Regions from separate parts of the Mus musculus genome. Here region 1 is linked to region 2. The links are chromatin loops, found by intact Hi-C in ENCODE. Cell type or tissue: gastrocnemius. All regions are shown on one strand. Each heading gives the region's core, and the rest is flanking DNA. Links, peaks and the distances in the headings are about the cores only.

Region 1 (5,375 bases), core at 136-5,135, 150 kb after region 2:
AATTACTCTTTCTATGAAATCATAAAAATAAATTAAGTATTAAATAACTTAGTGTTCCATGATGAAGAAACTCATAATTACATGTCGGGACAGCAATAGCTACCTCCTTTCTACAGAGGGTGTCCACGTAGAATTTAAGTCTGTTACAGAGCCCTTCAAGATACATATGCTTTAGAAAGCGAGACTTATCGCTGTATGAGAGCAGCTGGCTCTTCTCTACAGGTAATTCCTGAGTAGATACTGAGAAGATTTGCCCACAAGTGCCATTCTGTCCCTGTTCTGAGCCCCTGCCATCTTCCAGTAGCTGCTGTCCAGTGGACACATAGCAAGTGCAGTGTCCTGAACATTCATTTTCTAAAAATGCAGAGAGAACAATTCCAAAATAATGAAACTTAAGACTGCCTAGGCAAACAACCCAGGATCTTTTAAGTTAACTTAGAGCCATTTTAAGAATAAATCCCTCAGGACTGCTGGAAAGAAAGAAAGAAAGAAAGAAAGAAAGAAAGAAAGAAAGAAAGAAAGAAAGAAAGAAAGGAAGGAAGGAAGGAAGGAAGAAAGAAAGAAAGAAAGGAAGAAAGGGAGAAAGGGAGAAAGAAAGAGGAAGAGAGAGAGAAAGAGAGAGAGAGAGAAAGAGAGAGAGAAAGAAAGAGAGAGAGAGAAAGAAAGAGAGAAAGAGAGAAAGAGAGAAAGGAAAGGAAAGGAAAGGAGAGGAAAGGAAAGGAAAGGAAAGGAAAAGAAAAAGGGAAGGAAAGGGGGAGGGGAGGGGAAGGGAAAGGGAAAAAGGGAAAAAAGGGAAAAAGGGAAAAAAGAAGGGAAAAAGAAGGGAAAAAGAAGGGGAAAAGGGGAAAGGGAAAAAGGGAAAAAGAAGGGAAAAAGAAAGGAAAAAGAAGGGAAAAGGGAGAAAGAGAAAGAGAAAGAGAAAGAGAAAGAGAAAGAGAAAGAGAAAGAGAAAGAGAAAGAGGAAGAGGAAGAGAAAGAGAAAGAGAAAGAAAAGAAAAAGAATCAACTTAGGTTAGAAACACCTCATCAACTCTTATAGCTAATTCTGCACTCATTGAACTTACTCTGTGGAATGAATCCTTTAAAACGTGGACTTGATTATTATTTGCTTTTAAGGGGAGCATTTCAAATTAACAATGGGATATTGTCCTTCTACCTATAGGGACCCAGAGGACCAGATGGCCTTGCAGGGGATCAAGGAGGACATGGTGCTAAGGTACTTGCTGATTCTCCATTTCACGCGCAGTTAAATGTGGCAGAGCCATTATGTCCTGTATATTGAAATACTACCGCATAGTGTTTAATACATATCAGCCATGTATCCTTTTTAATATTGAACTGTGTACTTGATGCCCTGTTTTCTGTGTAGTACCATTAAAACCATGGCTCAAGTTCTGACCAGTCCATGTGATATTGATATTTTCATAGGGTGAAAAAGGAAACCAAGGGAAAAGAGGGCTTCCTGGCCTCCCCGTGAGTAGCAAGCCACGTGGTCTCCTCAAGCACGAGCATTCTGACGTTCCCTTGTGCTATTTGAGAAGGCTGAATGACCTAAGCATTTTTTTTCTCTCATGTGTAGGGTAAGGCTGGAAGCCCTGGGGAGAGGGGAGTTCAAGGAAAACCGGTAAGTTTTTTTTTTCTATAATGTGTTCTTGTTATTAATAACAGAGCTGACATGACAATTGTAACTCAATGTCAGTCTCACCATGATTGACGTTTCTCTAAAACTCAAAACGAAATGCCGTGCCGTGGAACTGTAATGGGACATAACAAAATCATACAAGAAGCATCCAGGACCTCTCTCCTAGCTTCATCCTAACTCGCCTCGGGTGCTGTCTTCTCTTTTGCAGTGCAGAGTCTCACGCCTCTTGCATAATGAGTAGTATATCTCTCATTATACTACTGTAAGAGTTTTCAGTGTTTTATAGCGCTAGACATTTTCCAACCATCTCACATCTTACCAGAATTGTACAGATTTTTCCCTGGGCATCAATAATTTCTGTGGCCGTCATCATGAAAGAGTAGAGAAATATTGAACACTGCATAGACAAACCTTCGCTTCTGATAATTACACAGATTACACACAAGGACTTTTAAGAGCTTTCATTCTGAATCATAATGTGAGTGACACTTTGATTTGTCATGTCAATATATCTGATGGCTTAAATCTAAATAATTTGAAATTTTAAATGGATGACAACTGAGGAGTCATTAAAGGCCAGGACCTAGGGGCTTCAGCTGGTAGTGGTTGTACCTAGGACAATGTTTGCTTGTTCCTGTTTGAAGTCTGCTGCCCCCTGCCTGTTGTCTTTTATTATAGCAGTGTACTTGACAGCAGTCAGATCTAAAATACCAGAGATTTGGAAGAAAGTAAATGACTGTCCTGAAAAAAGAGAGGTGTGTTTACTCTTGTGCATTAACTGAAGGCATTCTCAGAGAGCACCTGTGTGTCTTCGTAATCACCATGTTTTAGTCATCACAGTCAGGGTTAGCAATGCTTCCTTAGAGTCTGACCACTTTGCTTTATTGCAGGCAAGCCTGAGCTCAACTGTATCCCTTTAATTTTAATATAAAAAGCCTCACAGAAATAGAATTACTTATATGTATATTGTTGACCTTCATTAGAATTTTACCTTCATTTTCTGCTTAGACGATTGGAACATCTCCTCAATCCCATGAAAGGAACTAGGGTCAATTTGCAACTGTCATACAGCCCACAAGTCCTGTGGACTCCTGGAAGGGTAAAGCTGCCTTAAAAGATGTCACAGCTTGGACAGAAAATAATGAGTTTATAATAACTGTTGAAGTTTATGAAATCTTTGCCTACATTGATTCCTCCTTAAGTGAAATGAAATCTTAGATCTTTCCGAACCATCCAATTCCATCTTAGAGGCTACTAAGTGCAGCTAGTTTGTGTTATATTTCACACAAACATGGCTTTGTGGTGTGTTATCAACAGCCACGGCCTTTTGGCATGTACCTGTCTTAAATTCGTATGGTTCTGAGATCTGAGACTGTCCAGCCCTCATTAGCACACGTTATTCCCAATTCAGACCAAAGCCACAATATGTACTTAGAATGCTTCTTGATGAGGATTAATAACTGCCACCTGCGCTGTTGGAGGCGGGGCTGCACACCTGCTGCAGTCAGGCTGAAGGGCATTGACTGACCTGCTTGAAAAACAAAGTCGAGACAGTGAAAAGCAAAAGTACAAAAAGCTTCTTTGGAGAAGTCCAGGTACTCCATTCAATTGCAAATTAGCAACGATCAGGCTAGACTTAGAGCTCCTGGTGTGGGGGAGGTGACTTTGAGAATCACAGAAAGGCTGTAACTTTCTGGGAGAGGAGGCTGTGCTCCAAATTAACTTTTCAACTAAAGAGGATTTTAGCTATAATCAAGGTCAGAGTCATACTTAATGGAAGATTCAGGATCTGTGTCCAGTTGACGAACTAATCTTTCAGGTAGCCATGAGCTCCGTCTTCTTTTTGTGAAAAAACACAGACCGAGCCTCTTCCCCAGATTAGGACTGGGTCTGGACCCTTCCATTCATTAGTTAATGGGTCCCGCCACTTTACCATGGCATAAGAACTAGAAGTAACTGGATGCCAGTGGTGATCCACTGCAGTCTGACCTTTAACATCAGTTTGCAAAAAATTTAGAACAAATAAAGCAAAAGCAAGATGTGCGTTTGGTGACCTTGGGGGATATAACAGCCCCTGTTTTGTTTTTAAAAGTCAATTTTTTAAAGTGTGATGAGCATGTTCAACTATTCTTTGTCCCATGGGGTTATAAGGAATTCCAGTTTTATGTTTGATGCCAAATTCTTTACAAAATGAAGTAAAATTTTTGCTAGAATAGGATGGTCCGTTATCTGTCTTAATAAGTTTAGGCAATCCCATGGCATTAAAGGCTTGTAGGCAATGATCAATTACATTTTTGGAGGCTTCTCCAGTATGCACAGAAGCAAAAAGAAATCTTGAACAAGTGTCAATACAAGCATGTATATATTTTAATTTTCCAAATTCTGCATGAGTTACACCCATTTGTCAAGTATGATTAGGCATAAGACCTCGTGGATTAACTCTTAAATGTGGCACTGGAGATAATGTAATACATTTAGGACATTGTTTTGTAATCATTCTTGTCTGCCCTTTAGTGATTTTATGTTGGAGCCTTAAGGTTATGGCTAGAGAGATGAAATTTTTCATGATCACATTTGGCCAAAGCAACAGGATCTGAAATTAAGGCTTCTATTAGAGCTCAGTCGATGCAATCATTGTCTTCAGCTAAAGGTCCAGGAAGACCAGAATGAGATCATATGTGGCCAATATAGAACAGGTGTTTTCAGGCAAGAATGATGTTTTGCCATTGTGAAAACAGGAATCTTGCTGGCGTATTAAAGTTAAACGTGCCACAGGTCCTAATAAGGGTACTGATTGTGCAACATATAAACTATCAGTAAAAATATTAAAAGCCTCATGTACAGACTGAAAGACATTCAGTACTGCTGTTAATTCTGCTAACTGAGCTGAGAGGCCAGGAGTCTTTATGATTACCTGTTGATTATAAGATATCCAGCTCACCCTTTAGAAAAGCCATCAGTAAACACCAGAACAGCATTGTGTAAGGGTTGTAAAGAGGTCATATTAGGAAATATCACTTCATGCACATTCAAAAATTTTATCAACCTATCTTGAGGGTAGTGGCTGTCTATAGTTCCTTTAAACCCTATTTGAGCAAGCAACCAATCTGTACTGTGCTGCTTCAGCCAAGTGTCTTGACCTACGCTGTAAGGCTGAACAATAATATCTGGCTCTTTGCCAAAATAAGTTAGTGCCTGCTTCCTTCCAAGGATAATCATCTGAGCTTCATAGTATGCTTCATAATATGGCAAGATATTACGTTTAGAAGAAACCCTCGAATGTATCCACATCAGGCTGAAGGGAGGTTACAGTGGTTATTTTACATATTACATCCACGTGCATTCTGAAACTTCATTGTAAACAGAGCTTTTGTCTAAACATTAATAAAATTGCATTTGCTTTAATATAAATTAGTTGTGTGCTTTAGACCTTGGTGTGAGGAGACTGGCTCTCTCTCCATCTTCTTGTTTGCCATTTCTAGTGGTCTTCATTCCTCCTTGAAGGTTTGAATAGCTAACCGTTGTCATTTCCCTGGAGCCTATGAAATGCCTTCTCAGTTCCTTTTAGAGGAGTCTGCTAATAGTGAATTATCCTTTGAATTGTGAAATATTTTTTTTCACCTTTAATCTTAAAGGCAGTTTTCCGTGTATATAAAACTCTGGGTGTCATTCAGCACCATAGAGAGGCCACTGGGAGAGAAGGGCCTTCATACAAGGAGGCTGACAACTTCCT
Region 2 (5,375 bases), core at 264-5,263:
GGCATTCTAGTGCACTCACGCTCTGTCTCTCTGTCTCTCTGTCTCTCTGTCTCTCTGTCTCTCTGTCTCTCTCTCTCTCCCTCTGTGTCTCTCTCTCCCCCGTCTCTCTCTCTCATAACAGACAGCTAATGAAAAATGAAAGATTATGGGGCTGGAGAGATGGCTCCGTGGTTAAGAGCACTTCCTGCTCTTCCAGAGGACCTAAGTTTGCTTTCTAGCACTCGTGTCAGATGACCCACAACTACCTGCAACTCCAGAGGACCTGACACCCTCGTCTGTCCTCCTTCAGTATCTGTGTGAGCACATAGGCACACACACACACACACACACACACACACACACACACACACGGGAGAGAGACTTTTTAAAATCCTATTAAAATCCAAAGATCATAGTCTATATTCCATTACATTTGAAGCAAAAATCTTTGTTTCCCTATAGGTTTGGTCCGCTCAATTACCACTCAGTTACCTTTGGAAAATTCCGAAGATGGCTAAGCAAGCACCTGCTGGTTGTTCTTCCTTGTAATTGTGAGCCCTCTAAGGCCCCTTCCCCACATCCCAGTTCTTTCTGTTGGTGAGAAGTAATAGTTCTGTTTTGATAGGATGGCATTGCAGAAATTAGTGTTGGGCTAGTGAATGAGTGGTGGCCTGGGGAGTAGGAGGACCTCCGTCTGTCTCTGGATGTGGATGAGGTATCCTGCCATTTCTTAGCTTTAGATGTAAATGCTGCCCCTCCAGGAACTCTGTTCCAGTAGAGGGCTCTAGTTGGCTTTAACATATTATGAGTGAAAAATCATTGGGAAGTTTTTTGTTTTTGTTTGAGATAAACTTTCAACATGACATCTCAAATATAGCATCCCCCACCGGCAGTGTAATTATGCAAGCTTGACTAACTCCTCTTTTGTCCGTCTGTCCTGAAGCCTAGCTCTTAAGGATCTACCTTTCCTTAGTCACATAAGCACACTTTAAAATACTATCTTCTTGGTGTGTGCATGTGCATACCATACGCATATGTGCATTTGTGTGCATATATGTGTCATATGTGTACGGAGGCAGAAGCTAAACATCTGCTATCTTCTACTGTAAGTTTTCACCTTATCCTGTGAGGCAGTCTCTCACTGACCTTAGAACTCCCTACTCGCTGGTCTGCGTGAACAGTGAGCTCTGATCTTTTGCCTCTACCCTGCCTCCTCCTCCACTCTGTCTAGAATTACTGATAGCCTAATGTTTTTGCATAAACATTTATTGATAAATAATTACATGAATGTAATTGTTTTCTTCCTTAAAGGGGTCTCATCTCTAAAAAAAAAATAGTGTTTATATTTAAGACTAATTGTTTCAAATTAGGTTCAAACTGTTACAAATCCATCACCTCTGTTATACACAGAATCTTGCATCTTCATAGCAACCACGGCAGAGTATTGTGTGTGATTTTCCTAACTCCTTGTCTTAAAACTTTTGTGAAAAAGAGGAAGGAGGGAGAAATGAGTAAGAAAGGAAAAAAGGGGATATTGGAAACTTGCACTGCATCCAAAGCCGGTCTGAACTGGTTTGAGTCTTATCAGTGTAATGATCTTAGGGGATTTAACTTCTTCCTGACTTAATTTCCTCCTTTGTATAATGGAGATAAAAGTCAATGGCTATTATAAAGGATTTATTTAGAGGATAAATGAAGTGTACATCTACCTAGGACAGTGCTGATACTGTATGATGCTCTTACATTTCAGTTGTTACACTGTGCTTTGAGTTCTGTCTCCTGTGGTTCTGCACATAGGTTTATAAGTTCGACTTTGATCTACATTTTCATAGTCTGTTCCTTGGAAACAGAATCCACTGTCAATGCATTGATGGGTGTACACACCTACTCTGCAGAGAAGTTTCTACAGGGAACTTGAGGCATGACAGAGAAAGGATCTATAAGAATGCCAATATTTTGTTACTTTTCTATCAATGAAGCATCATTGCAAAATCAACAGTTAGCAATTAAAGAGGAAGGCAGATCAAAGTCCAGTCCTAGAGAAAAAATATGGTATGAGAGTAATATCAGATTTTTGCATTGTTGGACTTTAACCTTCACTGTTGCCCCAAGGCGGGCTCCTGCTCAGCAAATGGAAAGACCATTAGCTGAGGATGCAGAGAGTAGAAACTGTAGAGAAAGGGTATTGTCACACACGGTCCTCCCTCAGTAGACACGTCACGTGGTTGTAGGTGCTAAAAGCATAACAGACAGCCAAAGAATAGATAGATGTGGGTCTCACTAAATTTACAAACATCAGTCAGAAAAATTAGATGAGAATATTTAGTGTTTTTATTATGAGCAAATTCATAAGCTCGACTTTCCAGTATTAAAAGACTGAAAATAGGAACTCAGACTGAAAGCCTGTCACAGCAATCAGAGGTGTAAGTTGTAAGGCTGTGTGATAGCAGGTCCTTGCATGAGTGCACAGTACGAATCTAGACTTGTAACAGAGTCAGGCCCAGGGACTAAGTGGAAAGGTGAATTACAGGAAAGTCACTAGAGATAGTATATGGGAAGGGCAGTTAATGGAGAAAGAGACAGGCAACAACAACGGAAGCCGGTCTGCTTCATTACTAAGACCACTGGGACCCCCCCCCCCCCAAGCAGGGAAAGGAATAAAAAATTAGCTGAGCTCAGGAGGATCCCAGGTGTGAAGAAAGATAGTAAAGAAAAAGCCTGATGGATGGAGAGGCATGCAAGAGACACACATGAAATGAGAACCCACTGGTACAGGGAGAGAGAGGAAGGAGTGACCCCAAATCACCTACAGCTAGGAAGTGGGTACATCTCAAGGGGTGGCAAAAGGTCACTTGAGAGCTCAGGGTGCAGCTAGCCCAGCCTGACCCTGCTAGGTTGGTGGACCAGGGCAGCTGGGGGCAGCTCTGGGGTGGAAGAAGGTTGCGGGGCAGAGGGGGAGGTGTGCTCCGTGTTTAGTGACGTCATTGCAAGTCAGTGCGCGGTGAAATTTAACACCAGCCGGATTTACTAGGCTCCTCTTCTTCCAGGCGAAGCAGCCGGCAGTCAAGCGCCTGCAGTTGCCACCGGCCCCCTCGGCACCAACTTGATTTCCCAAGTGGGTGTGTGTGCTTGTTTGACAAATGTTTGGGCGCAGGCTGCTCCCAAGGACTTCCTCCCCTACTTTCATCTCCTTCTTCCCACCCCCACCTCCCACCCCGCCTTTCTCCTCCCAGGCCCAAAGCAGAGAGCTCTTCTGGAGTCACGGAGTCTCCTTTGAACCGCAAGTGAACTCCAGGGCTGCTCTGGAAACCTAGCTCTGGCTGTTGCCGCTGCTCCCAACTGCCTCAGGGTGAAGTCTCTCTCACCTCTGGTCCCCCCAGGGGAGAGCGACCCCGGCTGCAGTCAGGCAGGGAGCATCCTAGCTATCTTTCTCCCTGGGTGCTGCTTCCTACCCCCATACTGCTTCATCCCTTACCCCACCCTACACTCCGTTCTGCGGGTAGGAGCATGGTTCTCATGTGATTTTCCCCCTTTTCATGGACAGTACCTGCACCTTTAGCAGTTCGGAGCTGGCTTCTGTTTTCCGTTAGTGCTTTGCTGCAGGGACAAATGCATACAAATGCATTTAGGAGCCTACAGGACAAGGCATGGAAAGGTCTCCCCCACCACAGAAACGTAAGTAGCCCACCCGCCGCCCGAGGGGGGAGGAAGGGGCTTTAGACCAAACCCCCTCTCACCACCCACTGAATCCGCAGTGGAGCTGGAGATCTGTGCTCCTTGGTACCTTTTGGAGTAGGGAGCCTGCGAGCTGCCGTGGCATCCTCCTCCTCTTGACTTCTCAACTTGTAAAATACCGTGTTTGAAAGGAAGCAAGCTTCTGCCAGCGAGTCTCAGTTTATGCTAAAGCAATCCTGTGGCTGAGGAGGAAAAGCTTGCTGGCCTGTGTCCCAACATCCCCTCGGCCACTGCCCCAGGCGGTTGCAGAGCCGCTCTGACACCCGCCTGGGCTCTAACTCCAACTATCCTCTCACCCCCTCCCCTTTTCCTCTTTCAGTTTTGGCTGAAGTCCTACTTCCAGCTGTCTGGGGCACCCAGCCTGGATGACTGCTAGGACACCAGCAATCCTGTGGATTCCGCAAGCACAGGATTGGGGTTAAATTTAGGTGGTGAGAAAGGATGCCTATCTACAGAGCCCAGAAAGCCGGAGGATCTGAGGGGGTCACCTCTTTTAATTCTTTCTCTGTTTTTTTAGAAGACCAACAGACATAACTCTCGCATCTGGAGTTGTAGCTAGCCCTGACATACGTTCTGTCAGTGGAGAAGTAGTGCTCACAGCCAGGATAGGGTTGGAAGGCATGAAAGGGTAGGACGTGCAGGCAGACCTCTTTCCCCTGTAGATACCATACCTGTCCTTATCCCTACGCTGGGGAAAAGTGTGGGCTTGACGGATCGTTGGCAGCCTGCCTGGGTGCCCCTATAGGGGCCAGTGGGTTATCCAAGTTTGCATCTGATCCCTGAGATACAGGGAGGAAGGCTGCTGAGTTGTAGGTGGGAGGAGGACAGGGGCCAAGTTGCCCAAGTCAGCTGAGCACTGGTGGAGGCGTGAGTGGAGAAAGCCCGCCTTGTGGCAATGGTTGGGTGCACATGTGCTGCCCAGCCCTGTGTAGGATCTCTCCTGTGCTTTCTGCCCTGATCTCTGCAAGCTTTGTGTGAATGTCCCCTGCTGAAGAGCCATGTGCACCTTCAGGCACAAACCTGGAGACACAATGAAGCCAATATACTTCGGACACCCGTGGTGTCCTCACAGGGTGGGAGTCTAGTAGTCTCCAGATCCTAGAAGCTCTCCCGGTGGTCTTCCCAGAGAGTCTCGTACAGATCAGGCTTTTGATTCGGATTTTCTTGATAACCATTCCAAAGTATGGATCTTCCAAGAGAGCCAAGCAGGGTGGGACGTGAATGTGTACTATCTTACAGGACTAAGTGCATCTTTCAGGTTAATATCCTGCTACGATCCTGTAGGGCCTGATCCTCTGCGGACTGGAGCTTTGTGGAAGACCCCCAAGTTCTGTTCAGAGGGCAAGGTCCTCTCTTCTTGGCAACTCCCACTGCAAAGTTGCTCTCTGAGCCACTGCACCCAGCTCAAATAGCCAAGTAATACTTCCTATGGTGTGTTTACATGGATCTGTCAATGGCCCCTGTCTTGTATGGTTTGCAAGGCCCTTCTAGAGGGTCCCAGGATATGTTCTTGGGCAGTTTGGAGTTTGTATTGGGTTCAGATGATTGATGTAGGGGATGCTGGTAGGACCCAGAGAATAAACAGGATTGTACACACGTTGGTGGAACTTCTGGAGAAAATGACACCTGGTGGATTGGGGCAGTAAAGGTTTATGGAAAGG

The links. Hi-C counts contacts between places; a loop is a spot of excess contacts. Peaks named below come from ENCODE experiments on the same cell type or tissue, not always from the same donor. Only the 100,000 strongest peaks of a DNase experiment are listed, where the experiment ranks them.
Region 1: a loop joins it to region 2, with 2.5 times the contacts of the local background. A loop is called at or near these places in 2 of 42 quality-filtered maps.

What each region holds. Positions count from the first base shown.
Region 1 is chr3:145,440,186-145,445,560 of GRCm38, forward strand. Col24a1 (collagen, type XXIV, alpha 1) reads left to right here. Exons shown (of 60, transcript NM_027770.3): 29 at 1,163-1,216; 30 at 1,429-1,473; 31 at 1,580-1,624. Among named protein-coding and RNA genes, the nearest start is that of Gm35133, 51 kb to the left of the region's middle. In gastrocnemius, for the core only: a CTCF peak has its summit at 2,303; a DNase peak (open chromatin) is centred at 2,294.
Region 2 is chr3:145,289,510-145,294,884 of GRCm38, forward strand. It overlaps Col24a1 (collagen, type XXIV, alpha 1), which reads left to right and starts at 2,963. Exons shown (of 60, transcript NM_027770.3): 1 at 2,963-3,654. The coding sequence starts at 3,599. In gastrocnemius, for the core only: no CTCF peak of the experiment used is centred there; DNase peaks (open chromatin) are centred at 3,013, 3,318, 3,697, 3,944 and 1 more place; H3K4me3 peaks cover 1,885 bases; H3K27ac peaks cover 2,016 bases.